Linked DNA regions of Homo sapiens: region 2 is linked to region 1. A link is a loop called in an ENCODE intact Hi-C map of the cell type or tissue named here. Cell type or tissue: B cell. All regions are shown on one strand.

Evidence for each region. A loop is a pair of places that touch in the nucleus more often than their neighbours do. Peaks named below come from ENCODE experiments on the same cell type or tissue, not always from the same donor. Only the 100,000 strongest peaks of a DNase experiment are listed, where the experiment ranks them.
Region 2: it touches region 1 in a loop (1.8-fold over the local background); 4 of 110 quality-filtered maps call a loop at or near these places.

What each region holds. Positions count from the first base shown.
Region 1 is chrX:120,751,938-120,759,937 of GRCh38, forward strand. No RefSeq gene overlaps it. Among named protein-coding and RNA genes, the nearest start is that of CT47B1, 120 kb to the right of the region's middle. RefSeq lists an enhancer at 3,153-3,232. In B cell, no CTCF peak of the experiment used is centred here; DNase peaks (open chromatin) are centred at 1,664 and 3,354; H3K4me3 peaks cover 1,590 bases; H3K27ac peaks cover 5,419 bases.
Region 2 is chrX:120,701,585-120,709,584 of GRCh38, forward strand. It overlaps the pseudogene H3P46. Among named protein-coding and RNA genes, the nearest start is that of C1GALT1C1, 76 kb to the left of the region's middle. In B cell, no CTCF peak of the experiment used is centred here; no DNase peak of the experiment used is centred here.

The sequences.
Region 1 (8,000 bases):
TGAACCTGTTTCCTTGTCTGTAAAATGGGCATAATACAAGTACTTATTTCAGATGGTTGTAATTTACAAATGAATTCAAATGTAGTGATTAGAACAGTGCTTGGCATGAAATAAATATTCAAGAAATGTTAGCTATTTATTGTTGCTATTATTATTAGAATCCCTATATGCCACTTTAATATTCACTTTAAAAATATAATCTTATCACACTTGAACATAATAGGTGTTATTACTATTTTATACACATGTCTCAGAAAGATTAAGGTAACTTTTACACAGAGTGACAGAGTGAAGTTTTGAATCCTCGATGCTATTTCTGCTACATGAATTGAATGGTTTCGTCTTTTCTGAAGGAGTGGAATGGTGGGCTTCCTTGATTAAGCCATTTCTTTAATGAAATGCTTGACCAAGACCCTAACAGCCACCAAGCTATGGAGGATCTTACTCAGTTATCTCCAGAAACCTGGCCAGAGGGAATGGGGTGAGGGAGAAGCTGAAGGCAAGGTGAGGGGGTGTGTGTGCTGGCTTTCTGAGAAGCTTAGGGTTAGAACAGGGAGTTGAGGAAGGGCCAAAGTAGAATTAAATTCAAATGCAGGTGATTTCACTGAGGCTAAGAAAATGATACCCCCCTACCCTCCACCCCTCACAGCTGCAGTGGGGCCCAGCTTGCAGCTGGGAAGGCTTTTGCGTTTACTACTCACAGTTCTCTGGGAGCCAATGTTTGCTTCCCTTTCTCCGGGGTTTTGTGCAGGGAGAGGTGCAGAGCAACAATCAGAGACCAAATAACTTAATTCAAGGCCAAACAGATGCTTTTTTTCTTGAAGGTATCCAGGGGTATGATCTGCAACAGAGCTGCTCATCACCGCTCTCTAATTTTGGGGCCTCGTGTAGGGGAAGAGCTCATTCGCTTCTCTTGGGATGTGAGCCAGCTGGGATAGATGCTTCACTAAGAGACATGTGTGCACTTTGTCCTGATCTGAGCTCACTGTGAAGGGCCTTTGAACTCATCAAGCAATTCCAGGAAGTGGAAGATGATCAAAGAACACAAGAGAATCATGGTTTAAGCTTCTTTTAAAGTCGAGTTTGGATGTGCTGTGAAGAGGGAGGAGGCAGCTTTCTTGTCCACCGGCATCACATAAAGAGAAGAGCTGTGAATCCCCACAAAGAACCACTTGCACCATAAGTACCAGGGCAGGGGAGGCGTGGGGCTTGTAACATTAGATTATTGGGCCCTCCTCACACCCTCAAAATCAGAATTTGGTGGGGCGGGGGGCTGCGGGAGGACGGTGAGAGTAGGTCCCAGCAGTCAGCAATTCAAATAAGCCCCCAGGTGACTCTAATGTACTGGAAAGTTTGAGGACAACTAAGTTAAAGCATGGGACTTGGAGAGTTCCAACCCTGCTTCTACTACTTATCAACTCTGTGATCTTTGGCAAGCTATTTAACCTCTCTGAGCTTTAGATTCTTCCTTATAGAATGGAATAACCATAGTACCTCCCTCACAGTGCTGTGGGGAGGATTAAATGAGATAACATGTTCCCAATTAGAAATGGTAGTTATTAAATTTCTTCTCCCATTATGCATTATTTTTGTTTCTCCTTTTGAGTAGGAAATGCAAATTTATCTTTCTCCACTTGAAGCACACCACCCCCCGCCGCCCCCGCATTTTCCTTTCACCAGCAGGTGTTTGGCACGTCTAAACACTTGTTTAAAACCCTGTTAAAAACATAGGCAAAGCAGAGGCTCCATACAGTGGCTAAAGATGTTTACCACATGGATGGCACACCTGAGAAGTGCCTACCTGAGCAGTGCCCTTTTCAGATGATCTTCTCCTAACTTCCCACCTCCCTCTCCCTAAATTAAAACCTTTGCATCCAGTGTACTGTCTCTGTACGGTTCTTCTCTGTGTCAGGGCTAGAGCACCAATGAGTTAGTCATGCAGTTGCATAATTATGCAGTGTTATCAATCTCTTGTAAGTTTGGTGAATGGGAGTCGTCAAGAAGATCCCACCTCGCACCTGTGTGGGCTGGCAAAATACGGTTTTTCACCTCTAAAATGGAAAGCCAGCTCCTGGACCTAAGTCGGCCCCAGGAAAGCACTGCTATTTGTAGACACTGCCTCTCTGTCTTACCTCTTAATCATAGCACACTGAATACTGCCTCACAACACCGCTAGCTGTCCCTTTTGGTTTTTTCCCCTTGATGATGGTTGGAACCTAATTTCACCTAGATTCTTTCATTTAACAAATAATTATTGAGCTAAGAAGGGTAATCCCAGAGATGGCTGTTATTAAGAAGAGCTATTTGACTTTTTAAACCAGGAGTTAACGCTGGCTATACCTTAGGATTACCTATATAGCTTCGAAGAAAGATTCCTGGGTCCTACTCTTGGAGATTCTGAATTATCTGGTATGAATAGATTTAAAAAGCCCTCTGCCCAGATGATTCTAATGTATAGTCAGGGTTGAAGGCCACTTCTTTATTTAAAAAAAGACACACACACACATTTTTTTTTTCTAAACATTATGCCGTAAGGGTAAGGCCGTTACTTTAAACTAGGTGAATTCACTTATTCCACAAATAGTGAGTGCTTATCATGTACCAGGCATTGTTATACGCCCTGGGAATACATCCATGAACAAAAGAGACAAATATCCCTACCATCATGGAGTACGATGTTTTAATGGGAAAGACAGACAATAAGGTAATAAGATATGTGTTATGTTAAATGACGATAAGTACAATGAAGAAAAAGAAAGTAAGGAAGGGAGATTGAGAATGCCAGAAGTGATGTGTGATCGAATTTGAATTAGGGTGGTCAAAGAAAGTTTCACAGAGAAAGGGACAATGAGGAAAACCTGTAAAAGGTTTCTGGTGTCAGCCATGCAAAAATCTGGAGAAAGAGATTCTTGGCAGAGGTCACAGCCAGAACAAAGATCTTGATTCAGGAGTGCGTTTGGTGTGTTCTAGGAAAAGAAGTCTAGTGTGGCTGGAGGGAAGTGAGTGAGGGGAAGAGAGGTAGAAGATGAGGTTAGAGAGTTCATGGGGTTAGTGACACCAGATTAGCAAGTTGCTTAGGGCCTTGTAGGCCATTGTAAGGATTAGGACTTTTAATTTGAGTGAGACAAAAAGACATTGGATGGGTTTAAGCAGAGGAGTGGTGTGATCTGAATTAAAAGGGATCACACTGGCTGTTGTGGGGAGGATAAATTATAGAGTAGCAAGCATGGAAAAAGGGAGGCTATGTCAGGGGTTGGGGAAGTATTATTTGTTTGAGTGTTCTTGAACTCTCCTGTTCTCTCACCTTGTTGGGTTAGGGGGAGGGGTGGGGTGGTTTGTGACCTAGGACTTTGTGCCTTTTGAAAAAGGGAAGTAACTAACACGTGACAGTGTGTGTAACATTTGCAGATGTGGCTTCTCTGGATCAAGAGCCAAACAAACCTGCCATAGCAATTTGAATTTCTTCCTCTTAAGCCTCTTATTCCACTTCAGATCCCCCTCCTGACCTATTCTTTGGGGATTCTTAGATACATTTCCATCCCCCATAGTGACCTAGGTCTCTTATCCAGCTTTATTTCCTGCTTTTGACAGAGGAAAAAGATAGACTTCTGAATTGATGTGAGTGGAGATCTTATTATAGTAGCCACCTATAAAATAGCAGGAGGTAGAGATGTTTAATGTGTAAAATGGTTGTTGTCCTGGAAAAAAATCAATACCATAAATGTGAATTTAATGGGATCCCTCAGGGAATGGGAGTCTGGGCAATGTAACATTTTAGTTAATTGAAAGGTAACCCACTTCTCACCTTTGTTTTTTTCCCTCTTTTCTTTAAATTAGCTCTTGTTTCTGAGTGTGACAATCAAAGTGTTTACTGTGTGCATGTAATGTGCCAGGCACTGTGCTAGGTGTTTTACACACAGAACCTTATGCAATCCCTGTAACAACTGATGATGTAGATGTTTTCTTTATTCCCATTTTAAAGTTGAGGAAACCGAGGCTTGGAGAAATTAAACCGCTCACCTGAGGTGTCTTAGCTGATAAATGCCCAAGCTAGTCTGTCTGATGCTGAGACGCAACCTCAGTGATCAGTGTCTTGCTCATCATGGACTCTATTGTGTTTAATTTCTGGACTTCAGACAGGGCTTTAGCATTATCCTGCTAGCCATCTTGGAAGACTGTTCTAGGTTAGAAATGGAGGCAGAGAGAGAGGGTCAGGAGCCTGGGCTATGTGATGGCAGCCTTGGGAATGGGGTCCATTTACTGTTATTACTTTTTAAAGTAAAAGTTTTAATATCAACCTGTTTTCTTGTTACTAGGTTCTTCTAATGGACTGCAGAAGAGCAGTGTTTAGTTAACTGATAACAGTGTTATGATGTTACTTTAAGCATCGAAGCTCCTTAATTTGGTATGCCCAGTTTTTATTTTTGGTGGGGGACAGGGTGCAAGGAAATCAATCGGAATTAGCTGTAAATCTGAAATCCAGACTGTTTTAAATAAGTGCAGTCTCGTTTCATTTTTTTCAGTCACATTTAGTAACATAATCTAATGCTAACAAAGTGTCAAAGTGAGGCCTATTTTAATAAATACATTAAAAAAGTCATTCACTGTTCTATGCAAATGAGTTCTTTCATAGTTTAAAAATGAGCCTACTCATTTGCTTAACAAAGCTGATTTTCCCAGATCAATGCACAATACCTTGATCTCAGCCCTGGTCTGAATTACTGCAAAATTTGAATGAGAAGTTCTGCGCTAGATAGTTTTTGTCTGCCTCTTCAGGTCCTCACTCCAGTCTTCCCTCCTGCACTCTACCCTGGGAAGCTGACCTGTAGGGATGACATCAAAAGTCTCCCTTTTCTTAGTCAGGCTATGATGGTAAAGGCATCTCCAAATCCTCTTCCTAGCCCTGAGTTACCCTGCCTACACCTTTATAAATAGTCCATTTATTAATATTGACCCTTACCCCTCTCCAAAATAGCCATTTTGAGTGTGCCATCTATTTCCTGCTGGGACACTGATTGATACAGGTTTTGAATTATGTCTATATCTTTATTTCATGTACAGGTCTGAGACTGTATATGAGGGTAATATGACCATAGTTCTAATTTGAATGTACAGAGCACCATACAAGTCCGGTGGTTTACTGGGGAGTGTCTAGGAACACAAAGGAAAAAGGAACAATCACAGACCTGTCCATCAGATTCCTGTGATGTGGGTTTCAATAATCTGAGTATAGATGGATAGATAATGACTGGGCAAAAGAAAGGACTAGAGTAAGGAGCGATATTGACTTGTCTGGATTTTTTACTTTCCTATCAAGATCCTCTGACTGGCATTGGATCTTGGGGATGGGGTTAAGGCAGGAGACCCCTATGGACTGGATTTAATGCCTACAACTCGTCCAAGGAGGAGGGTAGAAACACCTGGTACAGGTAAGAGGCTTAGGAAAGGAGTATGAGTCAAGAATATAACAACGTGACCCAGGAAAAAAACCAGATTATAAACTCTTTGAGGGAAGACATTTTGACTATCTTGCTTGATGCTATTCTCTAATTAGTACCCAGCCAATAGACTGGCAAATAGTAGGCATTCTATAAATATTTGAGTGAATAAATGAATGCAGGAAGACAGAAGAACATACAGACTTAATGCACAATGAAATTACAGGACTTCCCTAGGGAGAATCCCAGCCCAGGTATCAGGGCCAATGTTTAGGAATGAGAGTGATAATTTATTTCCCATGGATAGAAAAGCCCCAGCTGTGCACTGCACATAATCCTTTGGGCAAATTAGATTATTAGAATCAAGGACTAAAACCAGTGGTCAGTTTGCCCACTGCCAATTTTAAACAGAGAAGACTTTGAGCAAATGGGGATCTAATTTGAGGAAGGTTTTCTTGGTGCTTAAGTAGCTGTTTGAAAACATGGGGCTTTTTTTTTCTACTGAAAAAAAGTGCTCATATGGCCTCTGCTGTGTTCTGAATATTTGTGTTCCCGCAACAATTCATGTGTTGAAACCTAACTTCCATTGTGATAATATTAAGAGGAGGGCTTTTGGAAGGAGATTCATCCCATTCATGAAGGGATTAAGTGCCCTTATAAAAGAAACCCCAGAGAGCTAGCTAGTCTCTTACACCATGTGAGGACACAGCAAGAAGGTGCCATCTTTGAAGCAGAGAATGAGCCCTCACCAGACACTGGATCTGCTGGCACCTTGATCTTTGACTTCCCAGCCTCTGGAACTATGAGAAATAAATTTCTGTTCATAAGGTACCCATTTAATGGTATTTTGTTATAGCAGCCTTAATAGCCCAAGACAGCCTCTTTTCCTAGAAACACATAGAATATTATTTTCAGGCATTCTTGTCAAAGATAACAATAGAAGATCTAGTAGTGAATCAGCACATTATAGTTCTGTTGATGCTTCTGTTGCCAAGGCCAGTTGTTTTACTTAAGAATACAATGTGCAAGTAAGATGTTTTGGGGTTTTAAAAGTGAGTATGTGACGAGAGGATCTTCGCCTTAGCATTTTTCCTTCTACAGGCCTCTTGAAGACTTCCACCTGGTAATGATTGGCGGGAGGGGGGCACCTAAAGTCACACTCTGTGCTTTACATTAAGAAGGCAGTTTATAGTACTGGAGGACTGGATGTTTTGGATGCATCAGATAATTTATCTAGGAAGCCTTTTCAAATTCACAGGTATCACTATCTGTCTGTGCTCCCCCACCTCCGTGTTAATCAGAATCAGTTGGGAACACCAATTTAAACTGCATCAGTTTGGACCAGACTTCCCCCTTCCAAAGATCTGAAATGGGTGGTTTGACTGAATTTCAAGAAGCATGAACAATGGTTTGGAAGAAATGGAGTCAGTGAAGTTTAATGAGTCAACCAATGGTAACGAATTATGGTGATTCTAAGTGAATGCCCTCCTTTCTTCCCAACTGGCTGAACTTACAACATTTCAGGTCAGCCTTGGTGACTAGAGCCATTGAGAGAGAGCATCTTCATAGCCCTTATGAGCACCAGCTGACAAAAAAGAGGTCATGTCTTTCTTTTACACAATTTTAATGTAATCCTCACCAGCATTAGCGAAAATTGCTTTTTGGTGGCCAGAGGGAAGCAAAGAGCCCTTGACTATCTTAACATCCTGACAGCCTCAGTGAAAATGGAAAATTATTGTGATGGGAAGATTGGCTTCAGAGACTCTGACCGGGGCAGTAAGTTCAAATCAATTTTGATTAATCCATTTTCTTTGAAAATTGGTTGTGCAAAATGGTCAAGGTCAAAAAGAGACACTTCAGTTACTGAATCCCATTCACAGAGTGATTGCCCTGTCTTGTTCATGTAAAACACTAAATGTGCCATAATTTTGATAGGGAGGAGGTATTCAGAAAAGGAAAAGGAAGGTACAGAAGGGGAAGAGGCAGAAGAATTTACAGAGTGGGGTTAAAAGTAAAGGGGGAGGAGATAGAAAAAAGTGAGGGGTAAAAAAACAAATGTGAGGTGGGGGAAAAGGGGTTATAATTCAGCCCCAGCAGGGGATTGACAGAGCCACAAGGGCATGCTGAGAGCAAGTGCTGGAGAGCTTAGAACTAAAACCTAGATTAGGGGGAATAAAAAAATGGCGTAAAATCTAGCTTCTTGGGGAGAGGGCTAACAATCCAAACACCAAGTCCAAACGAAAAGGGAGCAAGTTTAATCTACTGGAGTCTGTGGGGCTTTTTGCCTATGGAAAGTATGACAGGAGTGCTGTCCTGGGGGATGTAAGGCAGAGATGGTGACAATAGCCATTTCTACACTGGTCTGCCTAGAAGTTCAGTCAGAACCCAGCCTAGCTTCAAGATTAATGTTGTGACGGTTGGGGCCTAGGGGAGACAGAAGCTGCTAGAGCCCTTGGGGCTTAGGTAGACATAGCATCAGTAGCTCAGCTGTCTCTGCTGCTTAGGAGGACTTCCTGCTAAGGGAGCTGCAGTGCTGCTGCATGCACCTCTGACAAGGGAGCT
Region 2 (8,000 bases), 50 kb before region 1:
TCTTTGACAAAGCTGACAAAGACAAGCAATGGGGAAAAGACTCCCTATTCAATAAATGATGCTGGGATAACTGGCTAGCCATATGCAGAAGATTGAAGCTGGACCCCTTCCTTACACCATATACAAAAATTAACTCAAGATGAATTAAAGACTTAAATGTAAACCCCAAAACTATAAAAACCCTGGAAGACAACTTAGGCAATACCATCCTGGACATAGGAGTGAGCAAAGATTTCATGACAAAGACACCAAAAGCAATAGCAACAAAAGCAAAAAATTGACAAATGAGATCTAATTAAACTTAAGAGCTTCTGCACAGAAAAAGAAACTATCAACAGAGTAAACAGACAACCTACAGAATGAGAGAAAACATTTGCAAACTATGCATCTGTCAAAGGTCTAATATCCAACATGTATATGAAACGTAAGCAAATTTACAAGAGAAAAACAAACAATCCCATTAAAAAGTGGGCAAAGCACATGAACTGACACTTCTCAAAGAAGACACTTCTCAATGCGACCAACAAGCATATGAAGAAAAGCTCAATATCACTGATCATTAGAGAAATGCAAATCAAAACCACAATGAGATACCATCTCATGCCAGTTAGAATGGCTATTATTAAAAAGTCAAAAAATAACAGCTGCTGGTGAGGTTGCAGAGAAAAGGGAACACTTACACGCTTTTGGTGGGAGTGTAAATTAGCTCAACCATTGTGGAAAGCAGTATGGTGAGTCCTCAAAGAGCTAAAAGCAGAACTACCATTTGACCCAGCAATCCTGTTACTGGGTACATACCCAGAGGAATATAAAACATTCTACCATAAATACACATGCACGTGAATGTTCATTGCAGCATTGCTCACAATAGCAAAGACATGGAATCAACCTTAATGCCCATCAATGACAGATTGGATAAAGAAAATGTGATACATATACACCATGGAATACTATGCTGCCATGAAAAAGAATGAGATAGCATTTTTTTTTTTTGCGGGAACATGAATGGAACTGGAGGCTATCATCCTTAGCAAACTAATGCAAGAACAGAAAACTAAATACCATATGTTCTCACTTATAAGTGGGAGCTAAATGATAAGAACTTATGAACACAAAGAAGAAAACAAAAAACACTGGGGTCTACTTGAGTGGAAAGGGTGGGAGGAGGGAGAGGAGCAGAAAACATAACTATTAGGTACCGAGATTAATACCTGGGTCATACAATATGTACAAGTAACCCTCGTGACACGTGTTTAACTATGTAACACACCTTCACATGTATCCCCAAACCTAAAATAAAAATTCACACACACACACACACACACACACACACACACACACACACACACGGCTGAATAGTATTCCATTATGTATATATACCACATTTTCTTTATCCATTCATCTGATGACGGACACTTGGATTGATTCCATAACCTAGCTAATATGAATAGTGCTGCAATGAACATGGGAGTGCAGACATCTTTTTGACAAACTGATATAAAATCTTTTGGGCAAATACCCAGAAATGAGATTGCTGGGTTAGAAATGTATAGATATGAATGACATAAATTGGCTAAGCTCCTAAAAGGGAATCTCTCTGCCAGCCACTATATGGTTGTATCTTGTTAGATTGTTGGGCTTTGATAATGTATTAATCTAACACTAACCATAATAAATAATGAAAAAAATAGTTAATACTTAATGAGCACTTATTGTTGTCAGGTGCTATACTCAGCATTTCACATGTATGAACTCATTAAATCTTTACCTCAACCATATGAAGTAGGTGCTGTTATCATCTCCATTTTACAGGTAAGGAAACAGGCACAGACTGATATGTGGATTTTGCTGTCTCTAAGTTTATATAAATAAAGCAGCATTCTTGGGGATGGATGTTTTCTCTCAAGAGGATGCCAGTCCAGTCAAGCTCTGCCTAAATTGGGGTTGCATTTATCATCTAAGAATCTCTGGTGGCCATGTTAATCCTGATGGTGTGGATGAAAGGCTGGAGACTATTTGAACTTTTTTTAGGAAACTATTCCCCTTCTGCTTTTACCAGGACTGCCGCTGCTAAAAGGGGCTATCAGAAGTCTTAGAAACATGTTGGTTAATTTCAAAATGTTACCAGAAAGGTGAAGCTAATGTTATCTTTTGGGAGAACAGCCTGAACTCCACAATTTGTTATAACGGACTTAGCATCAATTAAGAGATCCAGGACATGAGGATTTTAAGTCATGGATACTAACTCTGGAAACTCTGATTAACCAAGCAAATATACCTCTAGTTGTGCTTAGGAATTTCTTACCTCAGTCAGATATCTCTGGCTATGAACTTGTTAACTGTTAATGTTGAGTGTTTTTTAATGTAATCAACATTGTAACCTATATAACTATTAGCCTTATAACTATTGGCTACAGGCTATCATCCTAGAAAGCTCTTGGAGTGGGGATGAGGGGCTGAGTAACAAATTAAAACATTCCTGGGATAGACTGTTCCCTCTTTATCTTACTCCTCCTTATTCTCTCCCTCTTCTTTTCTTTCAAGCAAATATTCTGTCCAAAACTCTTACCAAAATACACAATCAGCTTTGTAACTGGATAGAAAGAAACTCTATTTAGATAGCTTCCAATCTCCTTTTTAGTTGCAACATGAACAGCGAGCTAATGACAGGTGGGAGACATTTTGCAAATTGCACCAATTGTACAAAAACACAAGGTAAACTTCTTCTTCTTCTTTTTTCTTAAGACGGAGTTTCGCTCTTGTTGCCCAGGCTGGAGTGCAATGGCATGATCTCGGCTCACCGCAACCTCTGCCTCCCGGGTTCAAGTGATTCTCCTGCCTCAGCCTCCCAAGTAGCTGGCATTACAGGCATGTGCCACCACGCCTGGCTAATTTTGTATTTTTAGTAGAGACAGGGTTTCTCCATGTTGGTCAGGCTGGTCTCGAACTCCCGACCTCAGGTGATCCACCCGCCTCGGCCTCCCAAAGTGCTGGGATTATAGGTGTGGGCCACCATGCCTGGCCAACGCAAGGTAAACTTTTAACGTGGAATAGAAAAAATAATTTTGTTAAATCCCTGGGATGGAAATAACATAGCGACCAAAAGAGTACATCTTTCTCTCACATGGCAAAGTTTTCTTCTTGATGCTACAGTATAAAAGTAAAAAGCACGGTTTCAGTCTTCCACCAGATGTTTAACCCCAATCCCCACTGTTGTTTTTCACAAAGCTTCTGGGATCACCTGTTCCACTTAATTCTCACTGCTGAGGGCAGGGTGGTCTGCTATTCCACTATACCTGCTTTGCTGCCAATAGTCTCCTGGCTCAGGTTCATCTCACTTCAAATTCTCTTGCATACCTTGCCAGATCAATCTTCCTAAAATCCTGTTTCTCAAACTGTGCTTTGGGAAACATTAGCCCTGATACATGCTCCTCATTAAAAGGAGGATTTTGTGCTAATGTGAGTTTAAGAACCAGGGCACATTCAAATCCCTCCTGAAGATTCACTATGTTTATTATCATGTTAAAGGGTCTGAGAAGTCCTGCAATAAAGAACCATCTCTAACTTTAACCCTACATTCCCCAAACTTAATTGCCCACATAACTTTTTTTCATGTAACATCAATTAATATTACATACCACACCTTTTTTTCAGAAATGATGTACTAAAGCATTGCTTTAGTCATGCTATTTTCCCAGTTATAATATGTCCAGTGGTTCCCCAGCCTTACTTCAAGGACCTTTGGAACTTGATCTGAACTTAATCCAGTCCAATTTCATCTCCCTTTGCTTCACTCCATGAAACATTTTTTTTTTCCAATTAGACTGCTTTCATCATTCTGTACTCATCACATGCTGAGGGCCAGGTGAGGAGCTGAGGCCAAGAATGGTTAGGGACAGAGATCTGAGACTTTAGGTAGGGGTCATTAGTTAGTAGGTATGCTTGGAAGGACCAGCAGCAGGAACATGGGAGTCGGACAACCCAAGTAGGATGAGGTGAAGGTAGAGTTCAGGGTGAGTAGGTGTGAGAATGATGTAGCTGGAAATGACTTATAATATGAGGTATAACCATGGACACACCGTGCAAGTCCTTATAGCCAGAGAAGTAAACATCAAGACAGGGAAGATTCCTAAAGGAAGTGCCAAAAAAAGAAAGAAAGAAGGAAAAAAGAAAGAAAGAAGGGAGGAAAGAGAGAAAGAAAGAAAAGAAAAGAAAAAAGAAAAGAAGTGGTAGGTGAGATCAGGTCAACTATTTCTCATGTGCAGAAGCAGCTATAGTGCCTGCCAGGATGAGATCAGAAACTGAAACATCCCTAAAGACGGGATGTGTGTGTGTGTGTGTGTGTGTGTGTTGCCTTTGTTCAAGGCAGTGATTGTTGATATTCTTTGAGAATCTGATGGAAGTTATGAGCCTTCTTGCTATGGTTCGAATTTGTCCTCCAAGATTTATGTGTTGAAACTTAATCCTCAATTAAGTTTCTTTAATCCTTAATCCTTAATTAAGAGGTGGGGCCTTTTGGAAAGTGACTAAGTCATGAGGACTACACCCCCTTGAATGGGTTAGTGTCTTTTAAAAGGGCTGGAGGGAACTAACTTAGGTCCCTGGATATACATCAATAATGTTAAAGCTGAGAATCAAATCAAGAATACAATCTCATTTATAATAGCCACAAAAATGTAAATACCTAGGAATACAGACAACTAAGGAGGTGAAGGATTTCTACTAAAAGAACTACAAAACATGTTGAAAGAAATCAGAGACTACACAAATAAATGGAAAAACATTCCATGCTCATGATTTGGAAAAATCAGTATTGTTAAAATGGCCATACTGCCCAAAGCAATTTGCAGAGTCGATGCTATTCCTATCAAACTACCAACATCATTTTTCACAGAATTAGTAAAAAAATTATTGTAAAATTCATATGGAACTAAAAAAGAGCCTGAAGAGCCAAACCAATCCTAAGCAAAAAGAACAAAGCTGGAGGCATTGCACTACTTAACTTCAAACTATACTAAAAGACTAGAGTAACCCAAACAGCATGGTACTGATACAAGAACGGACGTATAGACCAATGGAACAGAATAGAGAACTTAGAAATAAAGCTGCACACCTACACGCATCTGATCTTTGACAAAGTCAACAAAAATAAGCAATAGGAAAAGACTCTTTATTCAATAAATTGTGTGGGGATAACTGGCTAGCCATTTGCAGAAAAATGAAACTGGACCCAGAAATTTTACCGTATACAAAAATTAACTCAAGATGGATTAAAGATTTCAATGTAAGACCTTAAATTATATGAATCCTAGAAAACCTAGGAAATACCATTCTGGACATTGGCCTTGGGAAATAATTCATGACTAAGTCCTCAAAAGTAATTGCAACAAAAACAAAAATTGACAAGTGGGAACTAAATAAACTAAAGAAACTATAATTAAACTAAAGAAACAGGCCGGGCACGGTTGCTCACGCCTGTAATCCCAGCACTTTGGGAGGCTGAGGCGGGTGGATCACTCAAGGTCAGGAGTTCGAGACCAGCCTGCCTAACATGGTGAAACCCCATCTCTACTAAAAATACAAAAATTAGCTGGGTGTGATGGCGGACGCCTGTAACTCCAGCTATTCGGGAGGCTGAGGCAGGAAGATCTCTTGAACCCAGGAGGCGGAGATGGCAGTGAGCCAAGATCGTGACACTGCACTCCAGCCTGGGTAACAGAGCGAGATTACATCTCAAAAAAAAAAAAAAAAAAAAAAAGAAAAGAAAAAAAAGAAAGAAAGACATACAAGTGGCCAAAAAACATGAACAAATGAGCCACATCACTAATCATCAGAGAAATGCAAATCGAAACCACAATGAGATATCATCTCACACCAGTCAGAATGGCTATTATTAAAAAAGTCAGAAAGCAACAAATGTTGACAAGGCTGCAGAGAAAAGGGAACACTTACATACTGTTGGTGTGAATGTAAATTAGTTTGGCCACTGTGGAAAGCAGTTTGGTGATTTCTCAAATAACTTAGAACTACTATTTGACCCAGCAATCCCATTACTGGGTATATATCCAAAAGAAAATTAATCATTCTGTTATACCAAAAAGACACATGCACTTGTATGTTCATCACAGCACAATACACAATAGCAAAAACATAGAATCAACCTAGATGTCCATCAATGGTGGATTGTATGAAGAAAATGTGGTACATATACACCATGATATACTATACAGCCATAAAAATGAACAAAATCATGCCCTTTGCAGCAACATGAATGCAGCTAGAGGCCATGATCCTAAGTGAATTAAAGCAGGACCAGAAAACCAAATACCACTTGTTCTCAGTTATAAGTGGGAGTTAAACATTTGGTACACATAGTCATAAAGATGGGAACAATAGACATTGGGGACTAGTAAGAGCAAGGAGGGACAGAGGTGGGCAAGGGTTGAAAAACTACCTATTGGGTACCATGCTCACTACCTGAGTGATGGGATCAGTTGTACCCCAAACCTCAGCATCATGCAACATGCCAGTGTAACAAACCTGCAAATGTACCCCTGAATGTAAAATAGAAGTTGAAAGTATAAAAAAATAAAAAATTTTATCTATCTATTTATCTATCTATCTATCTAAGGAAACTTTAAATTTCACTCATGGAAAAGCCCATGTTCTATCACAAAAGTATATGGTCAAATTCCTCAGACCCTGGGTTTTTTTTTTGGTAGGTATACTTTATATTTTCATTATGATACAAAGGTAGACAGAACAGTATAAAGAAACCCCATGTTCCCATCACTCAGATTCAACAACTATTAACTAATAATCAATCTTGTTACTTCTATATCCCCACTACTTTCCCAACTCTACCCCACCCTATCCCACAGTTGCCATCCATACACTGTTATTGGTTGATACGTCTCATATTTACTTTAATTTACAGGTTCCCCTCCTATCTCTTTATTTTTGGTAATTTATTTGTTGAAGAAACTGGATGGTTTATTTAGTAGAGTTTTTGACATCCTGGATTTTGCTGAAAGCTTTCCCATAGTGTTTAACATTTTTCTCTGTCCTCTTTATTTCCTATAAAGTAGTGGTTGGCTGTTGATGCTTATTCAGGTTCAGGTTCTTTTTTAATAGCCTCAATTATTGAACACTTGGATCAACTCATAACCAATAATTGAAAAAAGGCCCTCTAATGCATTTAATCAATTCTACTATTGTAATTACTACCCAACAACTCATTAATATACAGAAACATGGAAAAACTATCATCCACCCATTCTTCATGCAGCAGTTTGCCACTCTTGAACAACAGGGCTCATGTCACTGAATCTGAGTAGTTACTTTTCACACCATCTTGAGTGAGGGGATGACTTAAGCTCACATGCAATATATAAATATTTCCTTGCAATAAAGTAACAAGTTAAGGCAAAACATTTTGCATAATTTACTACTAAACACCATAAAAACTGCCTTAACTTAAGCTCTTTTTCGCCATATCAAGCAGGCTAACAGGGCATCCTAAGGCACGTTAGAGACTCTCTCATCACAGATGACGCAAAGGTTAAAATCTTCAAATAACAGCACCAGGTATGCTTCCCCAGTCTTCTGAAGCACTCTGTGGCTGCACTCTGGAAACTGAAATCTATTTTGAAGTCCTGGATGATTTCCCTTATCAACTTCTGGATCAGAAGCCTTATTGCTTTCCAGCCTGTAAGACAAGGCTTTCTAAACCCTTGGCAGCCTTAGTGGCCAGCTAATTTTGTGGGGCTTTCAAGTGGCGGATTTGTGAGCAATACAGTGTCACTCATTTTCTTTAACCCAATAATAAAGTCTTCTAGAAATATTTAATAGACAAAGATTTAATATAATCATGGTGTACAGTGTGATGATCTAATACACATATACATTGTGAAATGTTTCATAATCAAATTAATTAACACCTCTCTGACCACCCATGGTGTATATTAGAGCCCCAGAACTGGTTCATCTTATAATTGTAA